Regions from separate parts of the Homo sapiens genome. Here all the other regions are linked to region 3. The links are chromatin loops, found by intact Hi-C in ENCODE. Cell type or tissue: dorsolateral prefrontal cortex. All regions are shown on one strand. Links, peaks and the distances in the headings refer to the core of each region. The heading gives the core; the rest is flanking DNA. Region 1 overlaps ADAMTSL1 (ADAMTS like 1). Region 2 overlaps ADAMTSL1 (ADAMTS like 1). Region 3 holds the start of ADAMTSL1 (ADAMTS like 1).

Region 1 (8,582 bases), core at 1,906-6,905, 130 kb before region 3:
AGTAAGATCACAACTCAAATTCCATTGAAGGAATATACTCTCCTTGAGAGGTCAGAGCAGATGGAGTTCCATTGGATAATTTTTTTTTTTTAACTTCCCTCTACCCTGCTAAAGTAGCCAATGGAATACCAGCAAGCATGGTTGGCTCTTTGGGAAATGACCTCTGGTAGGGTTCTGTTAGAAATGAAAAATACTTTTCTGAAATTGCTGTGGAGTAGCAAATCATCTCCTCTGCATTCTACTCAAATTAAAGAGAAATGTTTAGAATTCTGAAAACATCCTTCCTTAGCTCTCCAACTCCAGGACTACTGATTTTTCAGAGTTAATTCAGGAACCACTTTCAAATATATACAATCGAGTAACTATCATTAAATTTATCTGTCAGCACAAAATAGAGATTTCTCATAGTCATTCTTCTAAAACCTAAGGTGCTGGGAAAGACATATTTTCAGGGACTGGGACAAGTTTTCTCCTTTTTTCTCCTTTGGAGTTCCTGCCCATATGAATGTATCAATATGCCAGTTGAATGTAATGAAAGAAAGTGGGCATTCAGCAACCCATCTTAGTATAAGGGATATTCAAAATTTATTTATTTTAATGGAGAAGAATCCCTGAATCTAAATGAATAAGCCAAAAGCAAATCAGTTACGATCTTTTTAAAAGGAAAAGTAGTCTTCTGGAAGTTGGGAATTTAAATTCTTATTAATCAGAATTAACAATGAACCAATCAAACAGGAGTCACAAAATCCTAAGAGAAAAGTGAGCTGGCTGATTTTTAATGATCCCCAAATTTCCAGAGCCAGATGAAAGGTGAGCTGCTGGATATAGTGATGGGACTGAGTTGGAAGTAGCTGGAGGTAGCAATTTGGCTACTCTTTCTAACTCTAGCCTTGTGGGTTCAGGATAATCAGTTACATTTTGCTGAATCACTGCACTATTATGACAATGGAAAAATGAGCTGTTTCTCCTTTCATTTTAGACAAAAGCAAATTCACTCAAAGGCGCTGAGATGAAAAGAAAGGACTGCATACATTTTCCCATTCAGAAAGATTAAGATTCCACTAACCCCCCACTCACATGCATAGAAATGAATTCTTTTTCTTTCCTGCTATAGTCTAGTTTAAATCCAGCTGAAACTATAAATTCCAAATCTGACAGAATTCAACACACAGCATATATCTAATTAGAGAGTGAAATTAAATCGTGTAGTAACTGGAATATTTAAGTTCAGAAATTTTTTAAACACTACAGTTTTATAATAGTTATTGGTGTTTAGTCAGTTGTCCCAAACTAGTTAAAAAGAATTACCTTAACACAGGAAGTGTATATGCTATCTTCAAATCCCCTTAAAAGTACCCAAATTACCTGCTTCTGTACCCTAACCTTACTGCTTCATGGTGGACCATGGGAAAAGAAGAAAAGGCATTTCCAATTTTTATGGTTCACACCACAATCAAATTTGGCTATATTGCATCACGTTGCATTTCTTCTGCATGTATTATGTATAAAAAAGCATGTAATTTGCAATAAGTGGTTTATGTCCGACAATGATAGACTAGATTAAGAAAATGTGGCACAAATACACCATGGAATACTATGTAGTCATAAAAAATGATGAGTTCATGTCCTTTGTAGGGACATGGATGAAGCTGGAAACCAACATTCTCGGCAAACTATCGCAATGACAAAAAACCGAACACCGCATGTTCTCACTCATAGGTGGGAACTGAACAATGAGAACACAGGGACACAGGAAGGGGAACATCGCACTCTGGGGACTGTTGTGGGGTGGGGGTAGGGGGGAGGGATAGCATTAGGAAATATACCTAATGCTAAATGATGAGTTAATGGGTGCAGCACACCAACATGGCACGTGTATACATAGGTAACAAACCTGCATGTTGTGCACATGTACCCTAAAACTTAAAGCATAATAATAATAATAATAATAAAAGAAATTATGAAAATGCTGCATGGAATCATCACCAAAGATTATAGTTTCAAATGTATTGCATAATACAGCGTCAATTAAAAAAATTTTGAGTCATTTGAAAAAAAATATGCAATGCGTTCTTTTCAATATATCTATGTGAATCTAAATTGAAAAGTCCCCATATTCTACAAAGTGGGTCTATCAAATGCCATATTCGATAGAAAAACATATTTGACCACGAATTTTATGGTTTTCAACAGTTGTTTCAAGTGAATTCTTGGCAGAGTGTTGACCTAGACTTCGGGCTGTTTTTCAACATTAAAATTTTACAATCGAAAGTTGAACTATATTCTGTAGGTGCAGGCATGTTCCAGTGAATCACAGGCTGGGATACATATCAAAGGGGAGATGAACACATTTCTTACTAGAAGAATTTTTATGAACATGCTCCCCACAACATTTAGGCATTGAGTTGTCAGATGATTTCCAACCTCAATTTCAAAATTCTTTTTAATGAGTGTGTTAAGAGCAAGGCTTACATGGATTGCTCATTGTTGGCTGGTTTGTCTTTTTCCCTAAGATAACAGCAGTTGTTTGTCTCAGTGAGATCTGGTCTTCACAGCTGGAAGCCACAAAACCTTTTGTCTTAGGGCAAGTGAATGGAGGTTGTATCTCAGTTGGCAGGAAGGGAGAAAATAAATACTGTGAGCCACAATTATTCTGAAGAGTGGGAAATTACATTAGGAAATTATAGACTGCAGCAGCGGATGGTTCTCACTTACCAAACTTGAGGCCGAGAAGAGGCAATAAATAAGAAAACTGGGGGGGAAGGAATTGTGGTGTTTATGAAGTACGGTGTGTGGATCAAGTCCTGTCAGGTGTTTTACAGAGTTCGTGAAGCCTGTAAAACAAACTCTGCAACTGAACAGGTGACAAAACCAAAGCAACTGCCTATATCACCTATCTAGAAAATGACAGAATTGGGATTTAGTCTCTTTAAAAAATGTCATTCCTATTACACTAGGTCACCTAATATACCAGGGGACTTTCAAGCAAACAGTGTGTATCCTCAAGAGGTCAGGCAGCACCACATGTACTAATCAGCTACTCATGCGAGCGCTCTGTTTAGAGAAATGGTTTTTGAGGGAATGTTTAGAGCATTTTGTTTAAAAACCTAGCCCACTACATCTCAATCATATTTCCTAAGTTTATTTCTCAGCACCAAGCTAAAGGCACTCAAAAAACAAAGATATTCCCAAAGGGCAGTTTCTCAGGAAACAAAAACTTTCAAAAAGATTCCAAGGCTTTTCCTAATAATATGAAAACAACCCCCTTGAAAATTTATTTTCAATGCTTGCCTATAGCTTGGCTTCAGCATTGACTCGGTTATTACCTTAAACAGAGGAAAAACATCTCCAGTAGCAGTTGGCATGACTGAGGAGAGGGGAGGAGGGAGAGGGAGCAAATGGAAACAAACTGAACTCAGCCCAAACAGCTCGCATCTGGGCGGCCTAACCCTGCAGAGACCTTCTCGCCAAGCCCTGCCAAAAGCCAGCAATCATGACCCCAATGTGAACTTTTGGTTTGTACCACGCAGTGTCAGAAAGGGGTAGAAAGCCCAGAATGACACACTATCAATTCCAGAGCATGCTGACTTGAACACACAGTTCACACAAGTAGCACCTACCTCTGCTTCCACCACCCAGCCTGGGTCAAGCGTGACGCAAGGAGAGTGTGTTCCAATATCAAAGCACCTTTATACTCAGCTTTGACCCCTTTCAGTCAAAGGTAAAATAAAAACATTTAGAAAGCATGTGAATGGAATATTTGTACACTTGTTTCTATTTGTGAACCTCAAAAAATTACACAAAATCAGGAAAATTGGCAGCTTTAGCACCAAAAGTGTTCAAGATTATAGTACCGGGGTGATGCAGTTACAAAATGAGGGATATAGGAAGAGTTACGTGGGAAACTCATCTGAGGCCTGATGCTGTCTCTGGGCCTACACCAAAAGCAGGCTGTCTTTTCTGTTCTTCTTTCCCAAGGTGGAGTGCAGAACCCATTGCTGAGTACAAACATGCTCTTGCCTTAAAATGTGTAGACTGTCAAGATTGCATGCCTGAAGCAAGTGTTTTTCTGATAGTTCCACCAGTGATAACTTCTTTTGCAATTGGGATTAGAACTGTTTTCAACATAACCGCTTTTTCATCTACAATGCCAGCGCTTGGTCCTAATTGGATATTAGGGAAAAAAGGCTCATTTTGTAAGCAGTCATTTAAATTGCAGATGTGGATTCAGCCTGCCAAACATGTACTGGCGATCATAAATCAACAACTGCATAGATAAACAGGTTGCCACTCTCTGAAATACCCCATTGGTATGCAAAGAGGCACAGTTACACTTTTATTTTTTTCCTGCAGAGAGGCATCTCACTATTTTCATGGTTATTTTCTGAGCTTGGGAGCAGAAGAGGGAAAAAAGGTAGGGAAGAATACAAGTGAGAGGAGTTCCATGGCCGAACATTTGTAAATCTCCTGGAGAAGCTGAAGTAATTTTAGTATCATGATCTCCACTACAGTGAGCATGTCTTTTAATCAACACTCTTTATGGGAATGGTATTGTCCTAGCTGTTAAAGGGTAAAAGACTCAAAAGTTGCAGCAGCTATGCTCTAGAGGGCTTCATAAACTAAGAGTAGGCATGAGTAGGAGGCAGAACTGGTGGGAATGTAAAATGGTGCAGCCCTGCAGAAAACAGTATGGCTGTTCCTAAAAAAATTAAACATGCAATTACCACGTGATTCTGTAATGCTACTTTTGCGCCTATCTACCTACAAGAATTGCAGACAAGGACTTGAACATACACTTGTGTGCCTATGTTCACAGCAGCATAATTCACAATAGCCAAAAGGGGGAAACAACCCAAGTGTCCATAGATGCCAAATGGATAAAATGTTATATATTCATACAACAAAATATTATTCAGCTCTAAAAAGGAATGTAATTATGACTTGCTATGACATAGAAGAACCTTGAAGACCTTAGGTTAAGTAAAATAAACCAGACAAAAAAAGGACAAATATTATATGATTTCATTATACTAGGCACCCCAAATAGTCAAATTCATAGAGAAAGAAAATAGATGGTGATTACTGGGGGTTAGGAAGAGGGGAAAATGGGGAGCATAGAAAGTGAAAGTTTCCTCTTCAAAGTTTTCCTTCTTGTTAAAGAGTAAACCATAAGTGTTAGAAATAATAGTTTCTTTTAAAGACTAACTTTCCTCAAGCCTCCTTGCTTTGTGCTAATAACTCTTTGTTAAGCCCTACCCTATGTAATTGTTGGACATGCTCACAGGCACGTTCCAGCTTGCAGCCTATGCCCCTTCCTTATTTGGAAATGTTATTGCCTCCTTAAACCTTTTGTAAGCAAATTCTTTGTTCTTCCTTGCACTTACCTATTTAGGAAAGTTTTAGGCTGTTAGCAAATTGGGTGTCAGTTTCAGAATATGAGGTCCAGCTCCAGCCAATGGATGCAGGACACAGCAGTAAGGACAACCCAAATGCATAGGGATAAATATGCCTGCTTTTCCTTTGTTCAGGTGTGCTCTCGCCATTGTTCCATCTGCGACTGAGCACCCTTTCTGCAGAAAGTAAAGATTGCCTTGCTGAGAGATCTTTTGTCTCTGTACTGTCTTTTCTTTGTGGCACCAATTATCTATTTCTAACAATTTTGGTATTTCTAACAGGGAGTTATTGGTTAATAGGCATAGAGTGTCAGTTTGGGAAGATGAAAAAGTCCTGGAGATGGCACAACAACGTGAATGTATTTAATGTCCCTGAAGTATATACTTAAAAGGGTTCAAATGGTAAAATCTATGTTACATTTTACTATAATAAAAAAAGAATAGGAGGCAGAAAAGCAACAGACACAGAAGCAACTAATACAAGGAATACATAGAGCTGTGTCATTATAGAAACAAATAAAAGTAAACATCTGCTATGTGGGTTGGTTGTTGAGGAGGTATGGAATGATGCCTCTGCCCTAAATACCAGCTGGTCCTATGGCCTCTTTCTAACAAGATGTGGACAAAACTCCATGTGTTTGCACTCACTGTTCTTCTACTGAGCAAGACATATATGGACCCAACAATACTGCATAGTACAGTATAGCACAGTATAGCATAGCATAGCATAGCATAGCATAGCATAGCATAGCATAGCATAGCATAGCATAGCATAGCATAGCATAGCATATAGCTTTGGAGACAGATGGATCTAAATCTGAATCTAAGTTCTGCTATTTATTAGCTGCATAACTTTTTCCAAGTCACCTCATCTTTCTAGGCCTTGGTTTCTTCACCTGTAAAATGGTACCAATCATACCTCCAAGAGTTGTTGTTATAAGGATTCAACAAAGGAATAGAAAGCTCTCAGAGTTTAATCATGGAACACCTACCATTACTATTAATGATTACAACAACAAACCCAGCCATAGGGGTTGAAGAAGAACAAAAGTAAGTGGATGTTAGTTGGTGTTTTAAAATATTATTTTCTGATGTTCTTCAAAAGTCAGAAACTTAGCTCTCATTTTACGTAAAAATATTTACCTCATTTTTTACCTCTTAGAAGTTGCCTATTGATCTAAGGAAGAAAAATGGGAGTATTTAGAAAGTAAGTATCAAAAATTCAGAGAAAACTCACCCACACAAACACACAGTCCCTTCAGTGGGCATTCCAGTGTTGCCAGTTCTCATTGTCCGACCTACTTAACTTCATGTGTCAGATACCTTTCTACAGGGAAGAAAAAGTCTCCATAGACTAGATATCATAGATTACCTACAGAAATGTATTCCTTTATCAGTATGGACAACTGAGAAGTGACTGTGTCTGACAGATTTGTTTGAGAGGGAGAATAAAAGGAACTTGTACTAGATTTGGGGTACAGATGGGGCTGATTTCTCAACAACCTGGGAAGGGTTGATGGAGGAGGTGAGATGTGAGCTCTGAATTAAAGAATGGCAGCAATACCCTGGAACAATAAAGGCAGGCTGCCAAGTCCCCCCAAAATCAGAACCAGATTAGAAGCCCAGTCTGGGGCTTGAATCCAGGTGGGTCCTGATTCCAGTGCTGGTACTGTGCAAGACACATTCCTCTACGCTGCAAACCAGAAACATTTCTTATAGCCCCACAAAATCTTGCTGGAATCCATTAAGAAATTGTTTGAACCCTGGTGAACTTTTGGCTAAAGAAGAGAGGAGGCTCATGTTTGCAGCAGAAGTTTCGTTTTGTCCTAGTGCAAAAAGATTTTAGTATGAACCAAGACAGAAGTTTTCCATGGCTTGTCTATCATTATCAACTTCTGAGCACTCCCAGCCTAACAAATACATCCACCAAAGCATAAAAGATGCAATTCATTGTAAAGGCAGCAGAAGAATGACTCAAGATATGACTACCTTCTCATAGGCAGTAGGCAGTAGTGAAATCACATCCATTCACTAACTAGGAAGACATTTCTTATGCAGAAGCCTGTACTGCATTGCCCTGCTTACAATTGCTAACAATCACGAAGATGGTAAAACTTTAATGAGATTTACAAAACTATTGCCTTAATAAATTCTTTCCTGTTATAGGAAAAGATATGAGATATTTCTCAGACTGAATCTCTAACCAATAAAAATGTCATTTTTAAAAGTTCTAAGAACCTTCTGTCAAATTATTTTACTATACATCAGAAGCTATGTACTTCAATATACACTATATATATAATATCTATGGAAATGTATAGATATGCTACATTACATCTATATATAATGTATATTATAATGTATAATGTAATATATAAATGTGTATATATGTGCTACATTATACTATACATTATTTATGATGTATGATATATGCTACACATATTTAATAAAATCACCTTTCATATAGACCAAATCCCTAATTTAGAAATAAATATACAAAAATAATTACAGACCTGGCACTATGCCCATGGTCACTTATAGCATCCCTAGGAAATCCTCACTGGCCATGACTGTGTTAGTCACTCCATCCCCTGGCCATGGCTAATTAATTCAGTAATAGAGACACTTAGACTAGGCCAGACTCTCTTCCCTGGGAATTTGAAAATTGGCTGGAGACAGAAAGAGTCAGAATATGATTAGAGCTAAGTTATTTTTTGCCAGATCTGTGCACACCTGTAGCTGAGGACCTCAAAGTTGCCCTGGCACTTGTGCTTCTTGAGGCCTGGCCTTTGAGCTTTCTGTTTGGTTCTAGTTGCCCAATACTTATTTTGCTAAATACATAGTTGATGTTCTTGTCATTAATCTTTATCCTTTCAATGATTCATCCTTTTGATCTTAGGTTGAGCAGACTAAATTTCTATTGCTTGTAACCAAAAGAATCCTAAAATAGAGTATATGTATTTCACCAGGAAGGGCACTTATTGTCCTATTCTGGAGCTGAGTATACAGAAGGAAACTCTATTAGGAAATGTATTCCCAGAGTTTTCAAAAGGAGATAGAGAAAACTGAGAGAGTTAGTTTAAGGTTTTGAGAAATCAGAAAGAAAAGAAACACAAGTGAAGGAGAATAATGCTGAAGGAAACCAATAGGAAATTGACAATACTCTGGATTTGAAAAGCAGTAGGCTTT
Region 2 (8,582 bases), core at 1,472-6,471, 140 kb before region 3:
AGCAGCCATCTTGGAAATGAGACAATCTTGAGAATGGAAGCCTTGTACTCAGAATGGCAGAGCAGAAAGAGAGAAAGATCCTGTTTCCTGAACCGCACTTGGACGGATTGCATCTTTTTTTTTTTTTTGTGAGAGAATAAATCTTTTATGTGTCTAAGCCACTATTATTTTGTTTTTTTTTTCATGTATACCCAATTCAAATTATTATATAACTTACATTGAGTTTATTAACATGTCTATCTCCACACAACATCCTGGGCTACCCGAGAACCTGTGTTTTACTAATCTTGATATTTCTGCTGCTCAGCCCAGTATCAGACATTTGAGATGCACAATAAACGCTGCTGAATCGATGAAACACATAATGGTTTGCTAATAGTTTCAATGTAGTTTACAGATAGGCGACCTTAGACTGCAGCCATTGACATACGAGTCTGCAAAAATGTGTGCATGCATGTGTGTAGGTATGTATATGTACATGTGTTTTTAACTGTGCACACAAAGAAACAGACATACCATAAATGACAGCAAGAGGCTAAACCTAAACCTCTGCCCTGATGCATCAACAAGAATTGCTGTAAAGGGCTATTATTTTTTAGAGACTATTTCCCAAGTACACCGATGTTAATTATTAGAGAAATGTCATGGAAGGCAATGTTTAGGTCACTGAGTTCCCAGACCCACCCCATTCTGGACAAAACATTTAAGTGAGATAATGACCACTCATAACTTTGGCAACTGCATGAAATTTTTTTGCAAACAGTGGAAAACTGAATATTTTGGTCTAATACAGTTTATTAGTACTCCACTATGAGGTGTCAGCTGGATGCAGTGGTCTGACCTCATCCTCATCCAGAATCACTGCACAGTGTTGCTTATTTTGCAATATTTTAATCTCAGGTAACAAAAAAGTAAGAAGCTCCAAGAAAAATTTAAAGAAAGGCAAAATAGCACCCTGAAACTTACCAAATTAATAGTGTTTTCATTGTTTAGATACCACTAGTGGGTTATCAATTTCTGCTTTCATATCTTAAATGTATGCTTTTTGTACCCTCTCTTATATACATATATGTGTACAAAGATACGCAGCCACTTGTCTTATTTTTGAGTTGAGCAAGCACACTTAACACTGATGATTTTTCTTTATTCTTCTTTCAGATTTACTAAAGGGAGGGAGAGAACTGCCCCCCGACCCAGCCCCCTCCCCCCTGCCAAAAAAAAAAATAAACTAGGATCATAGCATCCAATCCAAGTTGGCTCAGAGACTTAGTATGTCGTGCAGATTTTAGGCATCAGGCCTGCAGTAGGGGTTTCTTCCTTCACTTTACAGAGCTGATAGCAAGAGAACAGGCAGTATGCAAGACTGAAATTCTCTAGACACTGAAATATGTTTAATAAAATGTCTTCATTAGTAGCCACAGGAGAAAGAAAGATCACCATGCTAATAATTTGGAGAACATAAATAAACATAATCCATAAGCAGATATCATGCCTCAGACTGACATTCTTAGGATGGGTTCACAATGGCTTCATTTCAAATGGTTTCCCATAAGGAACTCAATCTAGCATCAAATACTGAGCCAGTGATGTCAAGCTTTTCTTGATCCAACATCATGAGGTAAGAAACTTTTAAAGCTTTCTATTTTCAGCACTGGGAAAGACAAATATGGAAAACTAAACTGTGCAAATCTGACCATAGCTGTTCTTATTTATATTTACTTAATTTAGATAGAACTTTATGGGTAACAGTGTGGTTTACATGGATTATCCTTTATTTACTAATTATTTTAATAAATAGGGGAGGGAGTGCATTTCTAACCTCATCCTCAAAAGATTTAGATATTCATTAATTTGCTTATGCTTAACCTTTCATTAAATAATAAAAAGATTTATAGCATATAAATAACCATAAAATTCACAAGAACAAATGAGTGAATGGAGCAAAAAGGCAAAGGTAAGAAAGATAAATCTAGAAATGAGAGAACTAAACATAATGCACACTATGCCGTCCTGTACAGTTGCTAGATGTGGTGGGGGGAGGTCACATCTGGATTTGAGCTTCCTAGAAAATAGGAACACATAAGCAGTTGTAAGAGTCAGAGAATCTACTGGATCTTTTAGAAAATGTATGCAATAATGTGTTCTTTATAGTAGACAATGAATATTTGTGTAATAAATGAATAAATCAAAAACCACTCGGGAGCACCATAATTAAAGTACCAAAATAATAGATACACATTAATTGTGAGTCTTCTGAAAGACAATGTCATATAACAATGTCCCAATAACATCTGAGCAAATACATACAAGCAGTTTCAAAGAGGTGGCTCTAATAACCTCTGATGAAGCCTAATGGTCAGGGGACATTTGATAAAAGCAAATTTTATGCTGGGTGTGGTGGCTTATGCCTGTAATCCCAACACTTTGGGAGGCCAAGGCAGGCGGATCACTTGAGGCCACGAGTTTGAGACCAGCCTGGCCAGTATGGCAAAACCCCATCCCTACTAAAAATATAAAATTAGCCCAGTGTGGTGGCAAACACCTGTAGCCCCAGCTACTCAGGAAGCTGAGGAATGAGAATTGTTTGAGCCTGGGAGGCAGAGGTTGCAGTGAGCCGAGATGGCGTCACTCCACTCCAGCCTGGGCAACAGAACGAGACTTTGTCTCCAAAAAAAAAAGCAATTTTTAAGAAGCCAAAACAAATCATCCAGGTAAAGAGCATTATGATGGTCTGATTTACTCCAAGGGCAGACTTTGGAGTACTTAGGGCAGGGCTGGCAAAATTCTGGCACATGTGCAGCTATACCTCCTACCAGGACCACAGTAGATATTACTAATCAGCAGCAGCACTCTCTGTCACTGAGGTTTTATGTGGCTCCAGATTCGTAAAGACACTGGGCTCTAGAAGCCGAATCCAATAGACTATAGTTGTCAAATCAGGAAACTAAACCCATTTACCATTTCAGAACCAGAGAAAGGAATTGGTTGCCTACCTTTTAGACAATTATCCATAGACATTATTTAACTTAAGATTTGAATGATTTCAAGTTCAGATTATAACACTGAGGTTCAGAGAAGATAAATTCCCCAAGGTCACATAGCTGGTGAATAACATAACCAAAATTCCACCTTGAGATTTTTTGACTATAAATTATAGTAGGATGCCCATTAACCATGAAAAGGCATACTATACAATATTTATATGGCAATAGTGAGTGGTAATAACAAGTTTGAATATTCTAATCAAGATCATTACCTCTAGAGCTACACTTACGCACAGGGATGAACGATGGTTTCATCTGTGATCTGTGCCTCAGAAGCACATATAGCAAGTGAAGGGGAAGGGGCTCAGCCCCAACAACACCTGCGGTCACCTCCTACCCCTCCCCCTGCCACACAGGCAGGCATACATACCTCTCTCATGGTTTGTTATGGGTACCAAAATTCCCTCTTTTACACACTTGGTTTTTTTGTTTGTTTGTTTTTTGTTTTGTTTTTGGTTTACAACTAAGGTTTCCAATATGAGAAAATAGAATCTCCAGTAATTCGCAAAGGTGGTAACAGTGCTCCATGAGCTATGTTTACTGTTTCCAAAAGCCTAATGGAAATATATTTATCTGCAATAAAACTACATAAGGTCACCAAAACACCAATCATCTCATTATACAAATAAGCTGAATCCTGACCCTTACTGTATTTATTTTTTAATTGCAAACTCAGGTCTTTTAGCTATAAAATGGGAAAACAAATTATTACTTAATACATGCAGTGTTTTGAGTAGATGGAAACTTCCAAAACACAAGGCCCATAGGAAAAAAAAAATAAAGGGCTCCTTTGTGTTAAGAAGTTGGGAACCACTGGTGTAGTCCTCTGTTTGTTGTTCCAATACCCTTGGGAGGAGTAACACATGAAGTTGCTGATTATACTTAAATTAGACCAAATCAACTGAGCATAAGGCATTACGCTGGCTGTTATGGTGCTATTACGAATACATATAGGTGGTAGGCTTGGTCTCAATCTAGGGTGAGGGGTTTTAATCAGATTATTTCCTCAGAACAGGTGAGAGTAGAAAGGGAGTAAGATCAGTATAACTAAAGGTCAAAGGGGCACGGAGGAGGAGAAAGACAGGAGGGAAACCTGCTTACAGAAGGAAATGTGAACTAGTGTTTGCCAAAACTTGCTATTTTTAGATACATAGCTTCTCACACAATTCTTGTAATAACCTTGAAAATTAGCTACAATTGTGTCTATTTCACAAAAATAAACCTGAAACAGAAAGATAACACAACTTGCCGCAAATCGCATTACTAGGATTTGTTGTCACCAGAGTTGAAGTCTAGGCTGAATAGCACTGTGTCATCAATGAGCATCTCTCTAGTCTATAAGATACCATGTTCCCCTTGAGGTTTAGATGGCAATGAAGAGACACGCAGAACGAGGATACACATCCTCCCCACACCTGGCGTTCTCTCTTCTGGGGTTTAGCAGTCATAGCCAGGACTAGCAAATTTCCTTGCAGGTTCACCAGACCCTTACAACAGCCCACAGTGTCCTACAGCATCTATGTGAACGACCTCTCTGACCTCACTTCCTCTGGCTCAGTCTCTTTGCTGTTCTTCAAACACAACAAACACTTTCTCATCTTAGGACAGCCCTGAGTTGCTACCTCTGGCTGTAACACTCTTTCTCAGGCACTTCGACGGCAGTTGTCTGACTCTTTGAAGTCTTCGTTTGAGAAAATTAATACCTTCTCAATAAGATCTACTTTGATCAGACTATTTAAAGCTGTATTTCTCCTCAGTCATAATATTTAATTTTTAACTTTTAAGTTCAGGGGTACATGTGCATGATGTGCAGCTTTGTTACATAGGTATATGCGTGTCGTGGGCTATATTGTACAGATTACTTCATTGCCCAGGTACTAAGCCTAGTACCCAATAGTTTTTTTCTGATCCTGTCCCTCCTCTCACCCTTCACCCTTAAGTAGGCACCAGTGTCTGTTGTTCCCCTTTTTGTCTTCATGTGTTCTTGTCATTTACCCCCACTTATAAGTGATAACATGCAGTATTTGTTTTTGTTTGTTTGTTTTTTGTTTTTGTTCTTGTGTCAGTTTGTTAAGGATAATGGCCTCCAGCTCCATTCATGTCCCTGCAAAGGACATAATCTCATTCTTTTTTGTGGCTGCATAATATTCCATGGTGTTTCTTTACCACATTTCCTTTATCCAGTCTATCATTGATGGGCATTTAGGTTGATTCCATGTCTTTGCTATTGTGAACAGTGCTGCAATGAACATACATGTGCATGTGCCTTTATAACAGAACAATTTCTATTCCTTTGGGTATATACCCAGGAATGGGATTACTGGGCCAAATAGTATTTCTGTCTTTAGGTCTTTGAGGAAGTGCCATGTTGTCTTCCACAATGCTTGAACTAATTTACACTCCCACCAACAGTGTATAAGTGTTCCTTTTTTTCCACAACCTTACCAGCATCTGTTATTTTTTGACCTTCTAATAATAGCTATTCTGACTGGTGTGAAATGCTATCTCATTGTGGTTTTGGTTTGCATTTCTCTAATGATCAGTGATGTTGAGCTTTTTTTCCATATGCTCTTTGGTCACATAAATGTCTTCTTTTGAGAAGTGCCTGTTCATGTCCTTTACCCATCTTTTAATGGCATTGTTTTTTTCTTATAAATTTGTTTAATTTCTTATAGATGCTGGATGTTAGACCTTTGTCAGATGCATAGTTTGCAAATATTTTCTCCAATTCTGTAGGTTGTCTGTTCACTCTGATGATAGTTTCTTTCGCTGTGTAGAAGTTTGTTAGCTTAATTAGATCCCATTTGTCAATTTTTGCTTCTGTTGGTTTTGGCGTCTTCATCATGAAATCTTTGCCAGTTCCTATGTCCAGAATGGTATTGCCTACATTGTCTTCCAGGATTTTTATAGTTTTAGGTTTTACACTTAAGTCTTTAATCCATCGTGAATTAATTTTTGCATGTGGTGTAAGGAAGTGATCCAGTTTCAATTTTCTGCATATGGCTAGACAGTTATCCCAGAACCATTTATTGAATAAGGAATCCTTTCCCCATTGCTTGTTTTTGTCAAAGACCAGACAGTTGTAGGTGTGCAGTCTTATTTCTGGGTTCTCTATTCTGTTCCATTGATATTTATTAAGCGTATTTCAATGATATTTGGATGCCCTGTTCACTGTCCACCTAGAACAGTGCCTGGCATACAGCAAGCAACTAAAATATATGTGTTCAATGAATGAATGGATTCAGCCTATAGGCAACACCACAAGTGACAGGGATATATTGCGATTTCAAAGAATTTTCCCCTTTGTCTCAAGCTAAAACATAACAGCTGTTACCATTTAAACTCTCTGCCACTGGTTCCAAAGACCAAAAGAACACTCTCTAAAAGAAAAAGATCTCTAAGGACAAATCATTTTATAACACTGTAATCTGAGAGTTTAATTTCCACTTGTCACCTTGCCTGCTATGTCTCTGGTCCTTCACCCACTACTCCAGAATTGCCTTGGGGCATAAATGCTCATTATTTCCAAGTGTACCTCCCTCTGACTTCTTTCCTGCTAGGCACAGTGCCCCAGGCTTCATGCCCTGACTCTGACACCAACTCTGGATCTGTAGATTCACTTTGTACTTGATCTACTGAGTTCCTGATTCCTGGCTCTTCCTAATAGACTTCAGCTTGGGCAACCCCCTGGCCTGGCTCTTCCCTTTACCTTTTGTGAGCTCCGACCCTTTGGCTGGTGGTCTGGCTGGGGCAAAGCCACACTCTTTCTGCATCCAACCTACACACTCCCACCTCCACCAAAGGGTAGGAACTTCGGCAGCCTCTGTGGTTAAATTATAGAGGAGGACGTGGTTTCATAGGAATAAACTTTTGCCAGGTGCTAATTTTTAAGAGTCCTATTTCTGTCCTTTATTATTTGAGCTAAGATGGCAAACATTTTAAATAATTTTTTCCTATATTGCCTTTCTTGAAGTCAAGAATCTAAACCATCTAATGGCTGGATAAACACTCTGAAAGGGAAAAAGAGAATAAGTAAGTCTGATTTCTAACGTTTATTAAAACTCTTCAGGTGCTCCCAGTCTGATTTATTGTGTTCTCGTCTTATTTACTTCAGGGTCTTGGACAAATTCTTACATAAATTTTTTGCTAAACACATCTGGATTTTTTTGTGTATTGTTTTTGGTGAAATTTGTTTCTTTAGTAGTCTTCAGCAAAAATCCTAAGAACTATCCTGGTATAGACATTTGTGCATACAGACACTACAATTCATTCTCAGCAGATGGTCAGGGACTGCTCTTTAGCAGGCTGTCTTCTCCCTCCCCTGCTTCCAAAATTAGGGTGTCTGGAGAATGCGAAACAAAATTATACAAAGGCCTGACCTCTGGCCTTGCTTCTGTCTCTCAGACTGTGAAGTACCCAAGAGGGAAAGTGTTGAATTTGGCCTCACTTCACATGGCATTAACTGTAATTCTTTGTGAATTGTGGTGACATCATGGTATACTTTGACATCACTGCTCAGACTCCCTTCTGCTGCTGGGCATACAGTACACAGTTTTTGTTTAAACACAAGAGTCCTTTGTTGAGAAGACAGGATAGCAGCTGGTATTCTGCCCTGGTACAAATGTGGATCTTACTGGAATGTGTCTGTTCAGTAAGTCACCACAAAGTAGCTATTCTACTATGATGGCTGGAACTCACACGTGTACCTCCGAAAATTTTTCTGGAAATTTATATTTAAAGAGTTTTAAATTCCAGATATGGTCCATAATTTAAACAAAATTCTACACACAATTAAACTCTTGTTTACATGTCTGGATATGTTATCTGAAGTCAATATTCCAACAGCAATAGTGTGCTGGCTGCATTTGTGTGTCAACGTTAGAGAGGATGGAAAAGGAAAGGTGAAGAGGGATTTATCTATGTCCCCAAACAATTCTCCTCCCATCACAATTGTTTATGCATCTCAGATTTCCAAGTTAGCAGGGCTTGTGTCATTCTTTGGCTCTTACCTGGTTACCTCTCAAAACTTATTACTTTATATTAATTTGAAACTTCTTTGACAGTGCTATCGATATCCTGCTTTCAAAGTCTGTTAAAGACATCCTCAACTGATAATATTAACAAATATAACCCTTTTTCCTTCCTGGTTCTCTACTGCCATTTCTATCTGTCTAAATTGGGTCTCTTTAGGGTAGAGCCTGGAGAGAATTGATCAAAAGCAGAGTTTAAGCAAAAGCATCATCTGTAAAGTAACTCTAAAATTCTGTCTCTCAAAAGTATCTCAAATGCATGGACAAGGCAGCGAATTTTCAGATCAGCTTGAGAAACTAAAGGTTGTTAATGTAAGATTCTTTCCCAGCGGAAAAAGCCATAGCACAAAATATTTGGATGAAATAGTAAATTTCTTCTGCTAAGAAAATATAATTTTTACTCTGTCACAGAACAAATAGAGCCATGACATGACCCCCAGTTCTACCATAAACTTTACAATTGCTAAAGGTATATTTACCCCTCTGGAAATGTCACACTTAAGACCAG
Region 3 (8,582 bases), core at 1,804-6,803:
GGAGATTTAGTCATTTATTTTTGAGCTCATGGAAAGAAGGGGTTGATAGCAACAGCTTACCCCAGTTAGCAGGCAGGCTCCCCACACAGCTGTGCTGGCCTATTTCAATTAGGATCCTTTAGGACTTACATCACCTCTGGTATGCCAGTCCTAAGCCGCTCATGAGCCAGTACTGCCAATCAAGCCAAAATTCAACCACATGGTATGGTTTTTATGATGTAGACAGAAAATGACACGCACTTGTCTCATTCTGGTGAAAACACAAAGTTTGAAGCCAGCTCTCTAAAAGAAGAAAGTTAGTAACAATGACAAGACTGTAAAACTTGATTTAGACACATTTTCCTGTGATTATCTCAATACAGTTAACCAGTAGGTTATTCATGGTGATTGAAGGAATGCTCTCACTCAAGAAAAGGCTCCGGTCCTTATGCTACGAAGAGGTCACTTCTGGGTCACTCTACTCATGAGACCACAGAAACAGTAGAATATGCTTACTGAGAGGAGGGCACAATTAAACTTACATAGCTGGACCTGAGAGCGTGTCATTCCTGGAAACTGGAAGATACATGAATTAAAAGCAGAGCTGTCACTTGACCAAAGAAACAGAACTACACATATGAATTTAAGAATCACTGAAAATATGAAGAATTAAAGAACCCTTCGATAGTCTCTGTAAGTCATTTTTTCTCTTCATTTAGTTCACAAACTGTATCTACACGGCACTCTACTAGGTGCTTCGGGAAAAGCAGAAATTCATAGGACCCAGTATTTTTCCTGGAAGAGTTTAAAATTATATTCTGAGTAAGCCATAATAAAGGGGAGAACCAAAACACCAGACCATGTCTCATGCTAATATAATCCCCAAGCAAAATACAGCCCAAGTAAACTAAGTTTTTAAAAAACATGAGTAACTTGTATAGAGTTAACGACACTTAACTGATAAAAATTGCAAACCCTAACTGTAATATTGTTAGTAGGATAGAATCAACTTAGGAGATGTGAATCTCCTAAGTTAGAGTAATAGCCTACTCCATGGTGTGTTAGAAGACTGCTTTCCAATTTATACATACATAATAGTAAATGGGCATCAACATGTATTAAAACATACAAATGCACAAATACATACATGCATTTATTTATTCATTCTCTTTGTCTCTCAAAAGACTTCAATTTCCATATGCTTTTTCAAGGAAAAACTTTCCTGGTGTAACAAGATTCTTCTGTAGTTCACTAGTGACCACTATTGGACACTCTTCCCTCAACTTATATGAAGCAACAGAAATGGTGTTATGTGAAAATAATAATGGGGGCCAGAAAGTGGTCCTGAACACACTGAAACACTAAAAACAGGAGCCTGAGTAAACAAAAATGTAGCTGGCCATGTCTAGACAAGAAACTTCACAAAAACATGAAGAAAGTGATTTTTAAATTTTAAATGCTTCATAGCGTTCTGTAGATCTATGCGAAAAGTCTTCAAGCTTGATTTAAAGACAATCTAGGTCTGAGAAAAAGAAATCTGTGTAGAGTGAACAATTATAGAAAAGTGCTTGTGCATGCACATGAACACACTGACATACATGCTGCTGGAACAGGCCGCGGTCTCCTGTAAATAAGGGACTTAACATTCATTCCACAAGCTAAGGGTGCTTCTCCCCATCCAAGATAGATCCACTTAGATAATAGTGGGAGAGAGTGCCAGAGGGACTGAAGGGAATGGGCTATTGTGTTTGACTAGTTGCCATGTATAAATTAGTACAGAGAAGAAAAAGAAATTCAACAGGAAAACACATGTACTTTATTATAATTCCTAGTGTTACTCTTGCAACTCTCACAATAGCAGGCAAAAGAGCTTAAAACCGTTTAAAAGAAACAAAAGGCAAATGCAAATTTGATTAAATGCCTTTCTGACAAGAAGTGATTTGACTTCAAGTGTAGATGGACACATATGTCAATGGCCGGTCATGGTTTTTGCCACATTCTTTTTGAGCTAAACAATTGGGACAAAGGAGAGAGAATAAATACGAGAAAGCAGAATGGGAGGATTGAGAAAATGGCATTATGTAGCTTAATTTCACCTGAATATCAAATGAAATCTCTTGATCAGTACTACTGTCCTACTGTGTCCAGAATATAAATTTATGATATAAGTTCTGTGCATGAAAATATGGGTGGTAACGTAAAATAGATTCAACACCCATCCTCTCAGAAATAAGTTCCAAGGGGAAAGGATTTTGACAGAATGAAGGCTGAACAACCTTCAATATTTGTACACACTCAAGAACCTAGTCATGATACAGATGATTCAGCTGTCAGTGAAATGAGGGATATTTTAATAAGGTAGAAACTGGGCTTGCCACAAAATAGACAGGATGTTTTCCAATTAAGTTACAGAGACCTTTAGAAATTGCCCCAAATAAGTCCAAGAATAGACAGAATCCTTGCAATGTGTAAATGAAAACAAAAACAAAAAAAAGACTATAGGAAAAACAAGCCCCTCAATTCAATTTCTCTATCAAGTTTGAAGGTTGAGCTGATGATGCCACACTTCTAGTTCTAAATCAAGTACACAACAGGCTAAAGGTCACAATCTCTTAAGCCAATAATTAAATTTAATGCTAAAGGGGGCAGTTAATGAGCAAGTTTAACAAGTGCTCATGATATTGTACATATCTTTAATGATCAAGATGATGCAGAAAGCCTAAATATCTGCAACAAAGGGTACAGACCAACCTGCACCACTGTTTTCATTGTTCTTAAATATTTACAACCACCATACGAAGCAAACATGTTCTATTCTCTCCATTATTTGACCTTTGGGTTCAAATGCAAGCTTATTTCATTGCCTGAAAAAACGGGTTTAAAATGTCTTATCTGTATGATTATTGTAAGGATTTATTGTAATGATTTTCAAACAACTAGCCACATTCAGACACAAAATACATGACAGCTATTACTAATGCTGTTATTGCTTGGCAAAGGGATGTATGTAAACATCAGTCAGTTCTTCCTTTTGTAGCATAACTCTCAGATTTCCACTTAATTTAAATGCAGGCATAAAACAAACCTAGGTTTGTTTTAATTTTATCTTTATAATACAATTATTGTAATTTAAATATGATATGTTTTAAGTCCTTCTGAAATAAGCATACATACCTTTTCATTCCACATAAGTCAAATTATATGCTCTAATACATATATGAATATTCAAGATATCACAGAGGGATATAATGCGTTTACCAAATGGATAGCAAAACAATCTATTCCTGAATGGGAAAGTTTTACTAAAGTATAATGAGATCATACTTCCATATGAAAATATCAAAAAAGTAATGTATACTGGTAATTTGCTTTATGATGCAATATAATGGGAAAATAACACACACTTAAAAAAATCACAAAGAAGGAAAGATGAGACAAACTAATGGTGTATACAAGTAACACATCCCATATGGAAAAAATGAGACACCTTTCATAAATCGCTTGCTCCACAAGTCATAAAGCATACCTAAACATTCTGTTCTTTGTATTTTTCAGAACAGCTAAAACTTATAGTTCATTCATGCTTGAAATGTAGTTTACCTTTAAATTTCTATGAAAAATTAAAAATTTATTTCTATATTTATAGCACTTGCAATGCAGCATTATAATTTCTTAGCTACAATGATGCAAATCATTAAGAAGTGGGAATGTATAAAATATTGAATCACTGTCTGATTACTCTATTTGATGAATCTCCTGGACTTTTTCAGTTTGTACCAAATGGCTTTCTTCCCTACTTCAAAATTATAGCGCAGATCAGATTTGTCAGAATATAATCAGAACAAACATTCCTTCCCCATCAAGGAATCAATGCAACCTATTCATTTGCTACATTTTTACCTTGTTCTCTTCCTGCCTTGTTACCTTCTGAGGAAGTTCTGGCATGTTATAAATGTGACAGGAAAAACTACAATCACATTTGTTTGGATCAGTGTGTGCAAATTTTGGAATCAAACCTTCAGATGAGGTTTACTAAGCTGCCTGCCCAGAACACTCTGGTTTAAAAAATGTGCATTGCTATTAATATTTTGAGTGTAGATTTATTTTGGACAGTAAATGTTCATTTTCTGCCCATAAAACCAAGTATGAGTCACAACGGAACATTTACTTCGAGTCAAAAATGCAATGTGTACTGACGTTCAAGAGCAGAGCATCTTATCACTATGACTGTGGCAATCAGCCGTACTAAAAGTCACCATTCCTTTTTCTTCTTTAAAAGTAAATTTGAGATCAAAGGCCATAATCCTCAATTCATAAATCCTAGCATTAACTTCTATCCATAAATGACTTGCAGTAATTAAGAGCCATAATCTGGGTTGGCTGCAAAGAGGCTCTCATTCCCCTCTTTACCTGGTTCCATAGTACATGTGCATAGATGGAAAGTAATTCATTAAAGGCGGTACGGGCAAGCTCTGCAAAGCCTATCCATCAAAAAATTCCAGGAACACCACAGTGAGTGAGTTTAATTTCAGGATGTCTGTTATCCAAATTCCAAGCATACACACCACCATATATACAGTCCTCAGCTCCCAAACTCCATGCAGTATGTCCCAAAGTTCATGTCTCAGTATCAGTATTACTGTATAGCAGTAACTAATTCCAGAAAGTCTTGCAGACTTTATCTTGCTTGGGAAGTTGAGGTTAAAAGTTCTAGAAGGAGTATTCTCTCTTTGTAATCGTGTAAATTATTTTACCTGGAGTTTTAAGATAAAGACACACACACACACACAAACACACATACACACACACACCCCCAACAGCACCCAGACTCAATGGCAATAGCAATGCATTGAAATGAAAAGGCATTTACCAGGAGCAGGAAAGCCAGAAAGAGGAGCAGTGTGCCAGGAGTTGCCCGACGGCAGCATTCCATGCTTGGATCCTTGCCGGAATCAGAATCGGACACTGAATAAGCTGCTAAGTGCTCCTCTGCCTGCTGTCACATCCAGTACTGGTGCTAACACTCCAGTCCTGCCTATCAGCTTCCATCAGCCCCTCTCACATTTCCTGACCGAGGGGTGGGTGGGTGGATGGGTGGGGGGTAAGCTGAATGGAATCTCTCTCGGAGCAGGCAGCCAGCCAATCAGGCTCCTGCTAATCAGACATGCTGAATAACAAAGCCAGGAGGACAGAGAAAGTGTAACGGTGCGAGCAAAAAAGGGGGAAAAGGACGAAAAAGAAAGGCGAGCGAGCAGCAGAGCGAGAAGGGAAATGCAAAAGATGCAGAATTGCAAAAGATGAAGCCAAGCACTGTGCTTCCCATGGACCTGGTTAGTTCTTTGTGAGATGCATTTCTATTTGCCATTTGCCTGTGCTGATGTCTGTTGCTTTGTAAAGTACAGTAGCTCCCTGTGACTGTGTATTGTTCCATTCAGGAGAGAAACTTAATCCCTGTCAATATATAACATATGCCATAAAGGGAAAGAACCATAGACAAAAACCGACTTAATGTGCCCTGTAAATGTGTTCTGTACAACTGTTTTATTTCGCCTCCATAAAGTTCCTCTTTACTTTCTCTCTTGACTTGCAAAATAAATACTCTATACATTTTCTGAAGGTTCCTCACTAAGCCTAAACAGTGGCATAAGTTATTTTGTGTTATTAAGGACTTAATTTGGGGGGAAAAAAACAAAGCAAGTTGCTTCTCTGTAAAGTGACAATTGAAGGCATTTAAGATTTGCTAATTGTAAAGGCACAATTAGAAACTTAGATCCCCCAGTTTAAAAAGAAACCCTCAACAAAGACTCCAGGATGAGTGGGGCTGAAATTTGGGGTTGAGGAGCAGCCTGGTTTTGATGCACTGCCAACTCTCAACTATCTATTTTAGCCACGGGAGAGAAAGAAAGGATGAATTAAATCCTCAGTTAATCCCCAAACCTTCTTTTAACCAAGTTTCAGCTTCCTCCGCACCTCACCCACGTCCTTTATCAGAGCTGTTATAATGCAGAAAAGGCTGAACTGAGTTTTACCTCATTTTTCCATCCACTATTGCAAGAGGGTTGGATGGGATGACCTTGGAGGCCAGTCCAGCCCTGAAGGAAGTGCTAATGAGCAGTGAAATGACGACAAGGCCAGCAACAGCAACGAGAAGGTCAGGAAGCTTCTGAAGCTGCTTAATCCACCAGCAAGGGAGATTTGACTCTACTAGAGGAAGGTTTTATTACAGTTTTAGAAAAGTGTCAAATGTCAAACAAGGATGTATTTCCCCTTATCTGCAAAGGAAATCATTGAGTTTTGAAAGAATAAAAGAGCAGCCCTGGCCTTACATTGCCATAGGTGTGTCATCAGGACGTTTTCCCTTTTCAGATCTCCTGATAGCCCAGAAATATATGCAGTGGAGGTACAAGACATTTAGAATTAATGTTCTTTCCTTTCATTATTAAAAAATACTGACAAGAGGTATGAAACACACGAATATGGAAAACCTGATCAAGCCATAATGGGCATGTGAATACAGGCAGGTCTGCCTATGTACATACCTGCTGCGTTGCTTTTCAAAAAGGTGAAGAAAAGCAGGTTGTTCAACTTTAGGTTACCTACTTCATATGGTATATCAATTAAAGAGAGAGAAACTTTAAAAATCCTATTTTCATGCTGTTAGGAAAGTCAAGGTCATACAAAGATTATCCTTTGTTCTCAATATTAAGTATGTGGACCTAGAAAAATGGACAGTACAAATCCATAACAAAGAGAGCCCATTCTTGAAATATGCTTTTCCCTTTTAGAAAGATTTGTTTTACAAATCTCTCAAAAACTAGCTAATGCTCATAAGCTAAAGCGTATTCACAAGTAGATGTAAAAATGCTTAACTTTGTCTTTCCACTATTGTTTTTGTCTGAAATCCTCATCACATTAAAGAAAGGTGATTGATTGAAATAAACTTTCATTCATAAAGCTATGTTACATGTGTCTCTCTGTTACACACCAGAGCTTTCTGCTAAAGGGTTTATTTTTTTCCCTCCTATCACAGTCATTAACTGAAGAGTTTCAGCTAGTTCTATTAATGGAACATTTTACCTAATACCACCTCCTCCCTCTTCACACATAAACCCTGCTCATTAAGCAGATCCAAAGGGAAGAATAGGTAATGGGAGAAAGAAAAGTAGCAACAAAGCTAATGATGAGATACTATTTGTAGAGGAACAGAAAAATAATCAGCATGGTCAGAAAATAACTGGGAACCACTTACATGCTAGTTTAGATTCTTTTCTGCTTTGCAAATAAATACTGCCTAGGTATTTTGAGTCAGAAATTTCTGCCTTGAAGTTTTAATGGGCATGCTAATGTACAGCAAGATGGTCATCTCAATGAAGTCACCGAATAATATACTATTTTAAAGTTAAGCCCTCAATCACCTGTTGAATGCCTGGAGGATGCCCACCACACTGTCTCATGCTTCTGATTCCTCACAGCATTTTCTTTCCTCTTGGGAATACCCAGAGAAACTAGGAAAAGCAATTGCACATCCAGAGCTACACAGTACAGGTGAAATTACAAATTTACTATAACTTCAGAAAAGGGAGAACAAAATCAAGTTGGGTTAAGGTGACTGGGAAAAGTTTTGGTCATGAACTAATTTTGATGATGGCCAAAATGTACATGCCATCTTTATGGTTTACAAAGTGATTTTACATTTATGATCTCATTTGACCTTTGTGACTACTTTTTGAAATTAAGTAATCACCCCATTTTATGTACGTGGAAACTGAGGCTCAGAGAAGTTAAGTGACTTGACTAAAGCTTTGCTGGCTAGAACTGGCCATTGAGCCACGGTTTACCGAATCTAAATCCACCCTCATCTCATATTCATATATATGCATTATATCTATATATGATGTATACACATACATATATTCAGATGTTGGCAGTGATGTTGTTGAAGGGGGATGTTTATAGGAAAAGGAAAGTAGGCTACCAGGGTTTACCATGGGTATATGTTACCTGACGATGGAAAGTATCTTATTTTAGCCTCCAGCTTCTATGTGTCTTGACTTTCTCATTTCTAAAACGTTTTCAGCACCTAGGAAAAGTAATGTAAAACTTTAGGTAATCTAGATCCATATTAATGGCAACCGGGGAAAGGCCACTTACGGCATCTGAGCAGGGCGTTGGCCAAATTCCTTTTTTCCTCTTCAGGTATCTAAATTAAAACCGTCTGCAAGTGTGTGAGCAGCAGCACTAGCAGAAGCCGTGGCAGCTGAATAATACTGGTTACTGGCTCCATGCACAACATATTAGGTGAAATGAAATCAGAAGCAAGAGAGAGAGAGTGTCAGGGCTGTCTGAAGCATCATTCCAAATGGTATGGATTTAACAATACTTAATTGAAAAGACACCAGCTTGGACAGAAGCAAGCTGTTAACATTCAGTGTGCTTTATGGGAGGAAAGAGTGAGCTAAACTTTCGGTATTTCTCTCCCTGGGGAGAATTCGTTACAAGTCTTGCTCTGGAGCCACCTGTCTCTTTCTTCAGGTTGAGCCTCTCTGCTTAGCCCGTCAGCTGCAGAAACCAGTGTATAGGGGACACAGGGTCTCCTGGAAAGA

Evidence for each region. Peaks named below come from ENCODE experiments on the same cell type or tissue, not always from the same donor. Only the 100,000 strongest peaks of a DNase experiment are listed, where the experiment ranks them.
Region 1: a loop joins it to region 3, with 2.2 times the contacts of the local background. A loop is called at or near these places in 4 of 110 quality-filtered maps.
Region 2: it touches region 3 in a loop (2.5-fold over the local background); 4 of 110 quality-filtered maps call a loop at or near these places.

Annotation. Positions count from the first base shown.
Region 1 is chr9:18,600,943-18,609,524 of GRCh38, reverse strand. The region is part of intron 4 of ADAMTSL1 (ADAMTS like 1); the gene reads right to left. Among named protein-coding and RNA genes, the nearest start is that of MIR3152, 32 kb to the right of the region's middle. RefSeq lists an enhancer at 2,236-2,845. In dorsolateral prefrontal cortex, for the core only: no CTCF peak of the experiment used is centred there; no DNase peak of the experiment used is centred there; H3K4me3 peaks cover 599 bases.
Region 2 is chr9:18,610,129-18,618,710 of GRCh38, reverse strand. All of the region lies in intron 4 of ADAMTSL1 (ADAMTS like 1), which reads right to left. Among named protein-coding and RNA genes, the nearest start is that of MIR3152, 41 kb to the right of the region's middle. In dorsolateral prefrontal cortex, for the core only: no CTCF peak of the experiment used is centred there; no DNase peak of the experiment used is centred there.
Region 3 is chr9:18,470,563-18,479,144 of GRCh38, reverse strand. It overlaps ADAMTSL1 (ADAMTS like 1), which reads right to left and starts at 4,992. Exons shown (of 29, transcript NM_001040272.6): 1 at 4,850-4,992. The coding sequence starts at 4,912. In dorsolateral prefrontal cortex, for the core only: no CTCF peak of the experiment used is centred there; a DNase peak (open chromatin) is centred at 4,924; H3K4me3 peaks cover 1,195 bases.